2 separate regions of the Homo sapiens genome follow, and region 1 is linked to region 2. Evidence: chromatin loops called from intact Hi-C (ENCODE). Cell type or tissue: CD4-positive, alpha-beta T cell. All regions are shown on one strand.

Evidence for each region. Hi-C counts contacts between places; a loop is a spot of excess contacts. Peaks named below come from ENCODE experiments on the same cell type or tissue, not always from the same donor. Only the 100,000 strongest peaks of a DNase experiment are listed, where the experiment ranks them.
Region 1: a loop joins it to region 2, with 1.9 times the contacts of the local background. A loop is called at or near these places in 2 of 110 quality-filtered maps.

What each region holds. Positions count from the first base shown.
Region 1 is chr14:91,781,195-91,789,194 of GRCh38, forward strand. TC2N (tandem C2 domains, nuclear) reads right to left here. Exons shown (of 12, transcript NM_001128596.3): 10 at 6,319-6,433; 11 at 3,968-4,167; 12 at 1-2,016. The coding sequence ends at 1,906. Among named protein-coding and RNA genes, the nearest start is that of CATSPERB, 53 kb to the left of the region's middle. In CD4-positive, alpha-beta T cell, no CTCF peak of the experiment used is centred here; no DNase peak of the experiment used is centred here.
Region 2 is chr14:91,481,145-91,489,144 of GRCh38, forward strand. PPP4R3A (protein phosphatase 4 regulatory subunit 3A) reads right to left here. Exons shown (of 15, transcript NM_001366432.2): 3 at 4,488-4,586; 4 at 432-1,049. Among named protein-coding and RNA genes, the nearest start is that of PPP4R3A, 25 kb to the right of the region's middle. In CD4-positive, alpha-beta T cell, no CTCF peak of the experiment used is centred here; DNase peaks (open chromatin) are centred at 3,247 and 3,827.

The DNA of each region.
Region 1 (8,000 bases), 300 kb after region 2:
AATAAAGCCCGTTATTTATTATCTAAAAGCCAGTAAATACATTTACTTCTTTGGTACCCATTAAAATAGTTGCATTTGCAGAGGATGTTTAGGGCAGCGAAACTATACTATATTATAATGATGCATACATATCATCATATATTTGTCCTCTAGCATGTATAACACCAAGAGGGGACTCTAATGTAAACCATGAACTTTGGATGATAATGATGTTTCAGAGTAGGTTCATTGATTGTAACAAATGTACCATTGTGGTGCAGGATACTGATAGCCTGGGAGGCTGTTGAGGGCTTTGTCAGGGGAGAAAGGAAATCTCTATCTTCCTCTCAATTTTTCTGTTAACCTACAACTGCTCTAAAAAAAAAAGTCTATTTTTAAAAACAATTTTTAAAAGTTGTATTCGTCTCAGATTCAAAATATTATCACACAGGTGATTTATCTTAAAAATCCATGTGAGTACTGACCTATATGTCATTTTTTGCAAATCTAAAACAAAAATATTTCAAAATGTTCAGTGGCAGAGAGTACTGGTACCACAAAATCAGAGCAGTAGAAGCAAAGGGGATATAAGATGTGGACATTTTGTAGCTTGAGGAGATGGCACCTAGGGAAAAGAGAATTAAGTGTTTATTTGGGAAAATGTTAATGATATACACAGAACATAGGAGCTGGAATAAAGAAGGCATGCTTAGGTTATAGCAAGGTATACTCCTGGCCTAAAATATCACCATCTTTCTCTGCATGCCTGGGACAAAGTAAGAATGGGGGCAGAAAAAAAGGGAAGACTGAGAACACAGAGCACTTAGTCTACTTATTAGCAAAAATAAAGTGAGATTTTCTAAAATCAGGTATAATGTCATCTGCCTCTCCAAAAAACTGTTCTTTTTGGCCACAGTTCTTATGGTCAATTAAGCTGAAATTATTTCCAAATACTGAGTTCTAATAAGTACTGGAAAGAAAACTGCAATAGAAAATATTTGTTACACAGTATAATCAGGTATGGTTATGAAAAAAATGAGAAAATACTCAAACACGGTAAATTATAGAATAATCTAAATTTTAAAAACTAAAAACGAAGTGATTATCATAAAATACTGAATTTTCTATTTAAGCTCATTTAATTCTGTGAATTAGGATGGACCATATGGATGATACTCTTATTTTAACTCCAAATAAAACAAATAGTAAAATATTTGAGGGAAGAAAACAGCAAAGTATGTATATTCTGGGTTTCCAATTAAACTTCAACCTTCTGGTGTTTTCAATTATTCCTGCCAAAATGTAGTTTTCTATTTCTGAAGTTTTTTGGAGATAAGTAGCTTACAAAGGGATAATGTGATGTCTTATGGGTAAAAAAATTATAAAACACAGGGCACAAACTTTCTCCAAATATAGAAAATAGTTGAAATGGTTCAATTCATTTTTACCGGGAGAAAATACATAGCAAGAGGTAAACAGTGGAGCCAAGACCTAATCAATAATGCCTAGCACTGAAATAATGGTAAAGTCTTCTAAATGCCAATAGTACTAACAGAGACTTGATATACCAGGTTTTGAATATCTAAGTAAAGCTTAAAATACAAAAGCGAAAACATAATATAGAAAGAACTATCTATGGTTGATATTCTCACAGACTTTATAATTTATTTAGTCATCCTAATAATACTTTGATTTTACTGTCTGTGTCTCTTGTTGCAGTTTTAAAACATTTCCTTTACTTTGGATATCTGATAAAATTCATTACATTTTCTTATCAAATTTTCTATCAGATACATTATATACCATAATTATAGCCCCCATAAATTGACAAATTTGTTGATTTGCCTCTTCTCATTGGTAGCAAATTGAAATCATAAGTCTTCTAAAAGAATGTCAAGTTCTTCACCAAATTAATGTGTGAAGTCTTCAAGATGGATTTAATTTGTGCCACCTGATAACAACCTTTTCTGGATTTATTACTGTCTCTTTCCACTGGTTCACTGCTTCAATGTTATTACTGTCTTCACTTATCCAAATCTGTAAAGGAAAGTATGTACAATCATTTAACTTGACACAATAATAATAACTACATTCAGACAGTTAGTTACTCTTACTGATGGAAGAAATTTGGAAGTTTGCTTTACATATTTTAAATTAAACATCTTTCTTTTTTCCAAAAGTCAGATTGATTTCTCTATTTGACATTTAAATGCTAAAACATTTAACCTGCTTAGTCATTCTGAAGACTAGTTTATAAGGTTCAGTTCAAAAATTCAAGGTGAAATATTACAAAATCATTTCCCCTAGAACAGTTATTAGTATCCTTTCCTATTCAACAAATCTAGGAGCTCAACTTAAAACTGATCCCAACCACTCAAAAATATTTTTGTAAGGATAATTAAACTGAGGCTAATCATGATTCAAATTAGATTGGTAAGGAATGTGCATTTTAAATCACCTTTTACAAGAAATAAAGTGTAATCTTAATTAAAATCTAATAGTCATTCTTGATCAATAGTAATTTCATAGTACCCATCACTTATGTAACTTAAATACTACATGTGAATGTATACATAGTATTATGCAAATTGTACAAAAGACATCACAATAATTATATTATTATGAAGACAAGGAATAAAAAAACTTGAATTTTCATCTTACCTCTAGCACTAACAAATGCTTTTACCTTGAAGTTAACTTCTCTGAGATTCAGTTTCTAAGAGATTGGAGCAGGTCATTGGTTTCAACCTTTTTCCTTTTCTTTCTTGGTCTAAAGAACCTTCCTTTCAAATGAAATCTTACAAATAATCCCAGTATGTAAAACAGACATTAGAGTACTTTCGTTGATACAGGGGTGGAAGACCTTGAGTTCCCCTTTGGCTACCCCATCATAGTTCCTCCTAAGGCTATACCAGATAAGCCATACGGAGCAGATGACCAGCAAGAACCTTTCCAGAATTATTATTCTAACTAGAATCTTAGCCAAGAGAATGGAATCACCACAAATGTTATCATGAAAATCATCTCAAGTAAATTTCCTATTCCATTCATACCGTTAAGTTGAGGCTCGATGATATACGAAAACTTTAACTGAATTGACTTCATAAAGGCTTAATGGTCTTCAAAATTATGCTGGTTATATGAATTCTTAAATTCAAGCTCTTTTCCAAATAATAAATGATAAAACAACATTTTAATTAGTATTTTACGTAAAAATATATATTAAAAAGTAAATCAAGGAGCTGATATCAATGTTTGAAAATTCATATATAATTTGAGGATTTCATGTAGACTGTTAATAATATCTTGTCAAGTTGAAGCTTTTAAACCAATAATATAGATTTTGGAATTTAAATGTGGTTCAAACAATCGTAATTAAGGTAAAAGATAATGGACAGCTACCACTAGTCTATTCAGAGTAAGGAAAGGAAACAAGTTCCTAGAGGACTGGCAAGTTAACAAGTGTTATGTTGTTTTATACAAATTGTACCAAGATTTTAAAATAATCCAGACAGTAGTATTAACTAAATAATATCACAACCACTGTTAAAATGGACATGTTCTAGGAATTCAAAACTAACTCAGGTAAGAGAATATAAAAAGTGCCCATGTTAAACATTAAATCAAAGATTAAACAAAATAAATTTGATACTCGAAGACTTAAGAAATTGATTTAAATACTTAATGTTCCCTCCTTCCACAAGGAACAAGTCAGTAGTACTGAAAAATTGATAATTCTCATCGTTTTTGAAGTAAAAAAGCTCAGAAAAAAACATATTTAAAGATAAACCTGATTGCTCAGAAATTCCAACTATTTGTATTAAAGCAAAAAGTCTGACAAGTTTCGATTTTTGTAGCAATTGAATTTTGATTTATGATGCTGAAGAACTGTACTCTATTTGACTTTAATATTATCCTGTATTCCCTTTGTTAACTGACTGTTTAAATGCATAGAAAAATATAAGGAAGGATAAAAACTCCTACTAACCTGGCCCACAAAGTGTTTTCTTCTTACAGAGCTTCGACTGTAAAGCTTAATGAGAAAAACAATTTCTTTTTCACTCTGTATAAGTGGAAAAATCATAGTCTCTCCCCACTTGACTCTTCCATTGGAGGCCTTCAGTAAGCGTGTCTTTTTCTTATAAATCAACTCTCCCGAGCTAAACATTCCCACCTTCACGAAAAAACCTAAAAAATTAGAAATATTGGTTTATAAAATGTTATTCAAAATACCATATAAAGATGTGTATATACACATCCAAGTTGGAATATATATATATAACATTTATTGTAAAAAATATAGATAAGTCACTTTTAAATGTTTGATGAGCTACGACCATAACAGAAAACAGTTCTAATCAACTTTATAACTTTGGCCATACTTTACTACTGTAACTTTAAATGAACTTAATCTTTCTGTGGCTGAATGCCATTAAAGACTGGAAATGGAGGCATAAACAACAATCACAGTAAAAGAGTGCACACTGAAAAGGATCACACTAAAGAGAGGTACCAATCTTTTGGACAGCTGGAGGTATTTATTTCACAATTATATAGGTAAAATATAAAAGACTCCAGGAGTTAAGTATATGCCCACTAGATAAAATCTGTACTTTAAATTTGAGATGTATAGAGCTTCCAGTAATGGCAGAATAGCTTGTATAAACTAACCTTCCCATAAACAACTATTATAAACTTTGGAAAAAAATTTTAAAACACTAAAAGCAGAAAGAAACTGGAGGGAAGTCAACTGGTAAAAGACGGGAACTTCACTGGGTAAAATTCAGGTTGATATAGCTTTTCACCTAAGCATACTCCCCTATCTGACTGACACACAGTGCCTACAGCTCAAGCAGAAAGTACAGTCTGACTAATTGGAGGTGACAGAGCTGGGGTGCCAGGGAAGCAAGAAAGTGAGAACTCCCAGAAAGGTGGGAGCCACAGTGAGGGCTGAGATCCGACCGTCAGATTGATAGAATGAAGAGTTGTGGTCATCCTGATAAGCTGTTTTAAGGGAAGCCCGTCATAAACAGCATCTGTTGTCCTTGTTTCCTAGAATTAATTATATATAGTTCTGATGATTTATTCCAAGTTAGGTTTTATTTGCTCATTTTTCTTTTAGGATTCTCCATCTATCTACACAGGTGACATTAGTCTATAATTACTTTTTGTGTGTGCTATCCATTCTGTTTTAGTATCAAGAATATGCTGACCTCACAAAATTACTTTTTCCATCTTCTTTTCATGCTTTGGAACAGCTTATATACAACAGAAATTACATGTTCCTTGAAAATTTGGTAGAATCTCCCAGTACAATTACCTTGGTCTAGTGCTTTTATTAGAGGCAGTTCTTTAACTACCTTTTCATGCTTATTCTTTTATTCGGATTTTCTTCCTCTTCTTAAGATTCTACTTTCAACTGCTGAATTTCTCAGAAAGTCATTTATTTTACATAGATACCCAAATAAATCGGTATAGCTATATATGGTATTGCTTTATACATGATAGAATCTCTTCTGAATTTGAAATTATATCCTCTTCATTGCTCAGAATATCATTCATGTTTTCTCTATTTTTTCACTTGATCTCACCTTCTATAGATGTGTCTATTTTAATGATTCTTTCAAAGAAGCAGCTTTTAGTTTTATTGATTATGCCTTTTGTGGTTGTCTCCATATCTGTCACCTTCAACTTTAGCTTTAATACCTTACTCTAATTTCTTTGGGTTTGTTGTTTTTCTAGCTTCTTGAATTGAATGCTCAGTTTCATTTATTTTTAGTCTTTCTAGTTACGGTGAACATGCATTGCTTTTGCCTGCCCCCATACAGTTCCCTTCTTTTAGTAGGGAAAAGGGGCACTTCTGCCCACTCAAATCTCTGGGACTAGACAACCAAAGTATCACAACTCCTGGTTGTAGACAAAACACAGGGAGAGAAAAGTGTTTCTAGGTTTGTTTTTGATATATATATTTTTTACAATTAAGTTTCTAGTTAGCAGGGCATTCCACAAAGGGCACAGACCTAGAGAGAGGATAAATCATTTCAGGTGGTAAAATATAACTGAAAATCCTCTAGACATTCAACCTGTATGAACTGATGAGCTAAATAAAAAACAGTATCAAAGGCAGAGAGGTCATAACTGGATAACACTCAAGAGACCACTGTATTAAGGTAGACACAATGGCTAAAATTTGAAATCTTATAATTTTAAATTTAAAGTAAATAAGTTAAATAATAAAAGTTACTAAGATTTTAATCTCCATTGTAAGAAATGTAAAAAAAATACTTTCTATTACTAATACTTTCTGAAGATTCTACTTTGAACCACTGATATACTTACTCAAAGTCAGAGGTGTTGATGAGCTTGGAAGGTACCGTGCCTCAAGAATTTGTAACTGAATTCTGCTATTTACTGCTTGAAAACAAGTCCCCAATTCAAGTTCTGCATGGCAAACCTGCATATCAAAAAAGTGTCATTTGGTAGTTAAGAATAAAGTTTTTGAAACAATTCAAAAATTAAAAGATAAAAAGCTAAGGTTAGAAATTTTGAAAGTATTCCTTTCAAATGATATTCAAAACTATAAGTTACAAGACAAAGTTATGAAGATAAATATCATGAATTCTTTAAAGTACTCATTTGCATGGTTTCTGAAAATACAGGTTATATCTATGTACTGAAACTTCAAAATCTGTGACACCTAGAGCCAATTCAAATTAAAAGCAAATTAAATTAATAAGCAGTATCACTGAAGAAAATGCCAGTGAAATTAACACAAAAGGAATACACTTTCAAAACAACTAAATGTAGTCAAATTATTTTTAGAGAACACACGAAATATGATTAAAAAGTTACATATGAAAATCATCATTATTTTCTAATTATGGAGATCAGAGTAGGTGCTACCACAATCAGAAGACAGCAATAAACAGATCTGTGGATTAAGAGTGAATTACTATGCTGAATGGAAGCAAGCTAAAGAAAGCTGGCAAGAAGGAAGCTAGTCAAAGTGATGAGGCAGTAAATAATAAGGAAAAGGTCAAAGAAAACCTGAGGCAAACGGCAAAATGAAGGAGACTTAGAGAAGAGGAAAAATTAAAATGTGTTCTTCAGTACTGCTGACCAACAGCAGAAGAAAGTTGGTTATTTGTCTGTGAAATACAACACAAGCCAGACTACTTAGGTGGATTCCAAGGTCCTTGGACTGAAAAATAAAAGGGAGAATGGTTGTCCAAACACAAAAACACTATTGTTTACATGTTGAAAAGAGTAAGAATAGGAATAAAGTAGGAACATAATGTTCACAGATCATACTAGGGCTCAGCATAGACAGACACAAAGTCTTTGTTAGTACTGATTCCAATAAAGTTACAGAACAACTGAATGACACTTGATGAAGACATTTATATTTGACATTGCTCAGTATTCCCCAATAACTGGCTCATAGCTCATTGGGAAAAACAACAACAACAAAAAAACAACAAAAACTCCAACCTCTCCATATACATAACATTGACAGAAGCTTGGTGTTTTCTTAAAATATGATTCTGTATTTCAAACCAGTCATGCCATAAGAAATGAAGAGATAGAAAAGGAAAAGTGAATTGCTTAACAAGTACAAACTCAACTGTTGGAATTTAATTTCCCCTTGAAAAGGTCTAAATTGATGATAAAACTTGTTATTTGGCAACAAATGCTGACTTCTAATAAATAAGTTAATTTATTGCTTTTGACTGTAATCAGAATGAGAATGAACTAACAACTTTTCACATGAACTAATTTGGTAGCCATAAAAAAAAAACCTTTGCTGATTGAAAAAAAATTGCTGTCCTTGGCATTTAAAAAATATATTTTAAAAGATAGAGTCATACTGTTTATAAAACACAAGGGAAATCATGGTTAAATTTTTTTATTATTTTTTATTACAGTTTTGTACCCACAATGTAATAACACTTATGAAAACACGTAAAGGTGGCAAAACGTCTCTTATTGTTACACAATTGTAGAGTTCACTCTCATAAAAC
Region 2 (8,000 bases):
CAGTATGACAAACTCCATCTCTACAAAAAATACAAAAATTGGCTGGGGGTGGTGGTGCACACCTGTGGTCCCAGCTACTCAGGAGGCTGCAGTGGGAGGATTGTTTCAGCCAGGGAAGCGAAGGTGGAGGTTGCAGTCGCTGAGACTGCATTATTGCCCTACAGCCTGGGTGACAGAGCAAGACCCTGTATCCAAAAAATCATCCCCTCATACCATTTCTTCAAACTACATTTGTCACACTTACCTCTCCTACCCCAGATAGAGTAACCTTCTGGTCTCGTATTATTATTGTATATTATAATCTCTTAAAATAACTCACAATACTTAACTTTATACATTAACAAAATTAAAACTCAATGTATGTATTTAAAAGGAGCAAATTGTTTTCGCTGCATCTCTTGAAATATGAAAAAAGGAATGATCTAACTCACCTGCAACATGCCAACAATCTCTACCTTATTGAAAAAGATAAAAGAGTGAAGTGTTGATAACATGTTTTCTTCAAAGACCGAAGGAGTTGGTAGAACCATATCTTGTATATACTGAACTCTGTATGTCTGATGAATTTTTTGTTTCAGCTCAGGATCTGATATGGGAATCACTTCTTTAAACTTGGCTGTTTTTGTTAGAAATTCCCTGTGTTTTCGTGGTTGTGATAAAGCAGGATCATATTCTAAACATCCAATGACGTCCATTATACATTCTTCAGAGAACATAACTTCAAAAAGAGCAGTTCGATTCAAGAGAAAGATGCCTTTGATAATTTCATACAAGTGGTGCAGTCCTTCAATATTTTCCAAATCTTCACACACATGAAAAAGCTCCAGGAGCTTTTTAATATAACCCTCATTTTCTAGTGCCAGTGCAAGTTTTTCACGACGAAGAGGTGAAGGTAAAGATGATGCCACAAGTTCTGCAATTTCTTCAAGGCGACTTAATTCACAAGATGGCAATTCTAAGCCTGGCGATGACATATCATCAAAACGCTCCTCTTCAGATTCATCCACAAGGTCCTGAGTGATGTCCACGGAAGGGTCCTTTCCTTGAACCTATGAAAAAAAATTTAATTGCTGACAAAATAGATAACAGGTGACCAGCAAACCTAAATGCTACTCTAAGATGAATACTAGAAATGTTGTAAGAAACCTATAATGGTCATTTTCAAGACAAAACTGCCTACTTTTCTACATTACATTTCTCCAAATATGTATACTTTCAATTTTAAGGAAGTTAGTCAAAGTTCAAAAACAGAATGAGCTTCCCTATAAAGTATGAGGTCTGCTGGCAAGAACAACTTTCTAGGACAGGCTAAACTAAGTGAGACTGTTACGAAACAGCCCTCTGCAGACCCACAACATAGAAGCCTGATGCTAAAACAGCCACTAACATCTCATATCCCTGGCCCTCTTTTCCAGCAGACCAAGGCAAGTCTCAGAAACAGTCCTAGGACTGTGCTAAAGGACACTGCCACCACCAAACTCTTCAATATTTAACTCTGAGGTGAAGACCAAATAAACACCAAATATCATAATGTTATGATCACAGAAAATATATATAATTATAAGCAAAAAGGAAAATATTTAACATCAATTGATTGTAGAAACCAAGGGCCAAAGAGCATGAACAAACTGGCTTTGGACCAAAGTGAGTCACTGATCTTCTATAAATACTGACAGCCCAAACACAGGATTTAAAAAACACTAGGCAGAATACAAGTGTACCTACATAAAAATGAAGCCACATATAAAGTAAATACAACCTATATGTAGTAGAGTTATTCCCAAAAAAGGTCTGCTGAAGGTTAAGTAACCAAACCACGAAAATATTTTCCTTTCTACACACCCTAACCTGTAGCCTTCATGATCCCTCTAGGAGCCTGAAAATCTGTCATAAAACCTAATTTTATGCCACTGGAGGGGCTCTTATTATAAAAAGGTAACTTATATTGACTACATTTTAAAGTAAGGCATTTTTTTTGGTAACAAAAGGTCAAGGATAAACTTTGAAATGAAACAAATTTTGTTATCTTGGCCCTAGAATTTGGGACAGTGAACACTAAAGCAAGTAGAAGGCCAAGTAGAATGGTAAAGCAATGAAAAAAATTAGACCTTATATGGAAAAGCCAAGAAACTTAAATTGCTTAGCGTAATGAACAGATGCACTGATAGATACTAGAAAAGATGACGACCTGGAATACTTTTCTTGAAATGTGCTGCAAGGTGATATGGTCTTGACCTCAACCAAGTGGACAGCAGCACTGAAAGGAGGCAAGTCACATTCATGGCTTGTACCTGCATGGTCTCACACTGGCTCTGAATTTGTTAATTATGTAAGCTCTCATTATAGTTTTAAGTTCCTGATACCCAAACTATGACTTTATCCACAGAAAAATGTTAGATTTTGATTAGCAAACCAAATGAAAAGAGAGGAGTGCCCTTATTATATTAAGAATGCCATCTTTTTGAGTTGAGCAAATTGGTGAACATGGTTCAAGAAATAGAAAAACATTTAATATCTCAGAGAGCAAAATGTAATGACTTTCTTGGATCTAGAAAATGATTGAGAAGTTCAGACAGAACCCATAAAAAGAGTGACTGAGAAATGACACCTTGAACATAAACTATATAAAAGTTGAAAGGGAGTATCAGAAAAGAATATTAAAGCAGCTAGTGATAAAATTATTAAGATGATGAAAAACTTTATGATATTAAAGACCAAACAAAGGTAAAGATCAGACAATATTAAAGGAGAGCCAGGCATGACAATGACAAAGTGAGTTCAGGTTTGAGTTACACATTGGCATAAAGGAAGACTGTATCCAGAGTGGAAGTGTTTGATTCAGAAAGATGAGAGAGGAGAACAAGATTTGTCTGAATAACAGATGCTATTAACATAGCCTGAACTCATTAATGTCACCTCTCTCTCTTTGGGATAACACTACAAGACAAAATCTAGAGACATATGCTATAAATATAATTGTTGGATGGAAAGCAAAGAAAAACTAAAAAGATGGATGGTATTCAGATATAAATGTTAGTCCTTTCATGTTTCAGAGAAGGAAAGGGACAGCTTAACAGACAGGTTAATTTATGAAAAGCACAGCGAAGTAGAATATATTCTTGAAATAAATTCCATTAAGTCAAGGAAAAACTGTGCTAAGGACACTATATCTTCTATGAATGCTATAGCTGTCAAACTTTAGGGTGCATCAGAATCACCAAAAGCAGGGGGCGACAAACCATAGCCAAATTTGGTCTGCCACCTGTTTTTGTAAATAAAAGTTTTACTAGAAGACAGCCCCTCCATTCATTTATGTGCTGTCTATGACTACTTCCGAACTAGAACAGCAGAGGTGACCTAGCTGTGACAGAGACTATATGGCCTGCAAAGCCTTAAATATTTACTATCTTGTTTTTTACAGAGAAAAGTCTGGCCTATAGGGCTTGTGAAAACAGAATTCCTAAGAAAGGATTTTAAAAAACAATTATTGGACCCTACTTGCAGTTTTTGATCCAGTAGGTCTGGGGTCGGCGGGAGGGGTGCTAGTCTCAGAATTTGCATTTCTATCAGTTCCCAGGTCATGCTTGTGCTGCTGGTTTGAGGGCCACATTCAAAGGAATTAAGGAATCTGGTGAAGATTATTCTCTAGATAAAGTAAACATGGAGATGGAGAAACCTTCTCTAGAAAGAAATGGCCTAAGAAGTGTATAACAAGAGCCAACAGCATTAGCTACTAGAGCACATACAAATGCAAATTCACAAAAGATTGTGATTATGTCACTAGGGAAACTCCAGAATAAATTAAGAACATTCGAGCCTAGAGGCACGGTAAGGCTGAATAGTCAGTCAACAGCCATACTGCTCAAGACAAGTACAAGGGTGGGTTTTCTTTCAAAAGCCACAAGAAGTTATGAACAAAGAGTGATGTAATCAGACTTGCATTTTTAAAAAGATCACCTAATTGCTCTAGCTAAAATGTTGATTTAGGAAGATCAGTCAAGACAAAACCAATAAACCAGGCAAGAAATGATGGTGGCTTGGAAAACTACAAAAGTAAAAATGAAGATAAGCCAATGGATCTAGATTTATTATCGAGGGACTGAATGGATAAAAGCGATGATGGAAGGATAAACAAGATCCACAAGTTTCTGATTTCAGCAACTGCATGGCACTTAGAAGGAGATGGGATAGATATATGTGAGAAGATTATGTTTGGTTTTGGAGTACTAAATTTGAGATGCTAGTGAACATGAAAAGAGAAAGTTTCAAAAAGGCAGGTGGATATAAAACACTGGAGTTCAGCAAAGGTATGAGCTAGAGAGTTTAGTGTCAATAAATTACACCTTCCTTTAAATCAAGTTCAAAGACAGCAGTGAATTTAAAAGATCAATTTGAAATTTATTTAAACTCTTGGGCATTAGTTGAAAGCATGGCAAAAAACTAAACACTTAAAGAAAGCATGTTGATTTTTTTATTTAAAAAATTACCTGACATATTTTCTCCCAAATTTCATCACATCCAGCTTTTTCTTGAAAGCTAAGGGCCAAGTCATAATTTTCTGCTTCAGACCACACAATCAGAGTGTCCTTTGGAGACATAAAAGGAGTCTGAATGATTAACATACACTATCACAAACGAAAATGAACAAACAAAAGGAAATAAAACTGTGCTCATTTTTACTTTTTGCAACACTAATACTGGCAATTATCAATGTCTTTCTTTTTCAAAACAATGACTTTTTACACTTCACTTCCCCCAATCTATAAAACAAAAATAATGTTTCCTTAAGGACAACTTAAACCAATATATGAAATATATTCTTTTCATGCATTGCAAAAGATAAAAACAAAACATTATACCAATTATACCAACGCTATCCGAGCATACTGACTTACATTTTATGCTGTCATTAAAATGTCCAAAGAGGAAATCTAAGCATAAAATAGCTAGGGCATGTTAGGACGATAGGGTTAATAAAACTCCTTCTCTCTTCCCTCTATTGTCAGCAGGTGTTTTTCACCAGGGGCCTCTGAGGTCCATGAAGCCCTTGAAATTATTGGCTACATTTGTAGTACGTGAGCATTTACCTATACATAGGTTTTTTTGTTTTTTTTTTTAAACTTAGCAAAGTGCTATGGTTCAAGAAGCAGCAAACTCCTAGCACCTACCACCCTTTCATTCCTATTCAGAACTTCTTAGTTTCATTTTTTGTAGAGATGGAGGTCTTGTCATGTTGCCTAGGCTGGTCTTGAACTCCTGGCCTTGGGCCCTCCCGCCTTGGCCTCCCAAAGCACTGGGATTACAGGCATGAGCCACAGTGCCTGGCCATCTAGACAGAACTTTAATGAAAATTTAATGAACAGTTCAACAGTTTTTATTAAGATGTAATCTCAGCAAGACACTGCACATACAATACTTACTGAGACCATTTTATATTCCTCATAGTACCAAGAGCATATATTCTACAATATGCATGGTATAATAAAAATATTTGGCTGGGCGTGGTGGCTCACGCCTGTAATCCCAGCACTTTGGGAGGCTGAGGTGGGCGGAGGTCAGGAGTTTGAGGTCAGCCTGGCTAACACGGTGAAACCCCATCTCTACTAAAAATACAAAAATTAGCCGGGCATGTGCCTGTAATCCCAGCCACTCGGGAGACTGAGGCAGGAGAACTGCTTGAACCCAGGAGGCGGAGGTTGCAGTGAGCTGAGACTGCCCCACTGCACTCCAGCCTGGGCAACAGGAGCAAAACTCTGTCTCCAAAAAAAAAAAAAAAAAAATAGAGAGTCAAAATATTTATAAGGCCTAATATATCCTTTTGGCAGGGTGCGGTGGCTCATGCCTCTAATCACAGCACTTTGGGAGGCCAAGGCAGGCGGATCACCTGAGGTCAGGAGTTCAAGACCAGCCTGGCCAACAGGTAAAGCCCCGTCTCTACTAAAAATACAAAAAAATTTTAGCCGGGCATGATGGCGGATGCCTGTAATCCCAGCTACATGGGAGGCTGATGTGGGAGAGTCACTTGAACCCGGGAGGCAGAGGTTGCAGTGATCCGAGATCGTGCCACTGCACTCCAGCCTGGGTGACAGAGTGAGAGTCCGTCTCAAAAAAAAAAAAAAAAAAAAAAAATCCTTTCAAATCTTACTGGCAATAAATAAATATACATACTGTTTGATAGCAATCAACCATTTCAAAAAAGGATCCTCTCATTGAGAGCAATCTATAAATCATCTCATACAAGAAATACTGAATGGTACTAGGGAGAGTTACATTTAATGGCTAACTTCAAAATCTGAAGGGCTATGTCACTCAAGTGTTTTTTCAAGCTGGTACAAAGAGAATTTAGAAGAGTAAAGTTAGATGGATTTGAATATGGTATAAAGAAAAAAATAATTCAATCTGACTAGCAAGTAACCAAAAACAGCCATGCAAAGGCCGACTGGGTATCCATCAGGATGATAATGGTTCCTGTATTGAGAAGGAAAGATGACTAGCTTAAGGTACCTTTAAGGACCTATGATTCTATTGCAGCAGTTTCTAATCTTTCTCACTAGGCAAGGACACTTCTGTTTTTTTTTGTTTGTTTGTTTTTTGAGATGGTGTCTCTATCACTCATACTGCAATGTAGTGGTGCCATCAAGGCTCACTGCAGCCTCTACTTCCCTGGGCTCAGGTGGTCCTTCCACCTCAGCCTCCCAAGTAGCTGGAACTACAGGCATGTGCCACCATGCCCAATGTTTGTATTTTTTGTAGAGGCGGAGTTATGCCATGTTGCCCAGGCTGGTCTCAAACTCCTGGGCTCTAGAAGTGCTAGAATTATAGGCGTGAGCCACCAACCCCAGCCAAGAACACTTCTTAATGTAACACAAATGGATTCCATGTTTAAAAATGTGTCTAAGCAAGGCACAATGGTGTATCCCTGTAGTCCCAGCTAGTTACGGGGCTGAGGAGGGAGGATTGCTTGAGGCCAGGAGTTGGACGCTGCAGTGCACTATGATCACACCTGTGAATAATAGCCACTGTACTCCAGCCTGAGCAACATATCAAGACCCCATCTCTAAAAAAAAAAAAAAATGAAAAATTTATCTGCCAAACTGCATATTAACTCTGTTCAGTCATTTATATAACTGTCAATCATGAGACCAGTAGTCTCACTGGACTAAAGTGCTGCCAGCCAGAAATAAACAGATAAGAATCTGATTTGGTTGTGCAGTATTACTAAGTCTATAATTTTTATTCAGAATTTTGGAAAACACCTCAAACTCCACTTTTTATACTATCTTAAAGGACTTCCATATATCACAGACACCAGGCAGGCAATCTGATCCAGACTGAGTGGCAATTCAAGCTCAAAACTATTAACATTCTAAGATCAACATGCCAAAAATTGGTAAGGTTTCATTTTTAGTTTACCTTTATAATTCACCAGAACAGAACAAATGGTAGAAGAATTTGCAGTTAATCTATAATTCTGGCAGCCTAAATACTTTACAAGGTTATCTGCTCAGTAAATACTGAGCACTTATTATAAGGCTCCAGATAAGACAAAATTAAAGTTATGTTATTTTCCCTCAAAATAGCATGGAATGAAAATACTAAGAAATTTAAGAGGTAAAGAGGCCACGGTATAAATTCTAATACCACCATCTATGTGGCAGGTAATGCTTAGAAAGTGAGGTAACCTCTCTGAGCCTCAGTTTCCTCATCATTAGGATGGGAAAGATATATACTGTTATGAAAACTAGTCATAATATAGATACCACTTTTTTTTTTTTTTTTTTGAGATGGAGTCTCGCTCTGTCGCCCAGGCTGGAGTGCAGTGGCGCAATCTCGGCTCACTGCAAGCTCCACCTCCCAGGTTCACGCCATTTTCCTGCCTCAGCCTCCTGAGTAGCTGGGACTGCAGGTACCCGCCACCACGCCCAGCTTATTTTTTGTATATTTAGTAGAGACGGGGTTTCACCGTGTTAGCCAGGATGGTCTCGATCTCCTGACCTCAT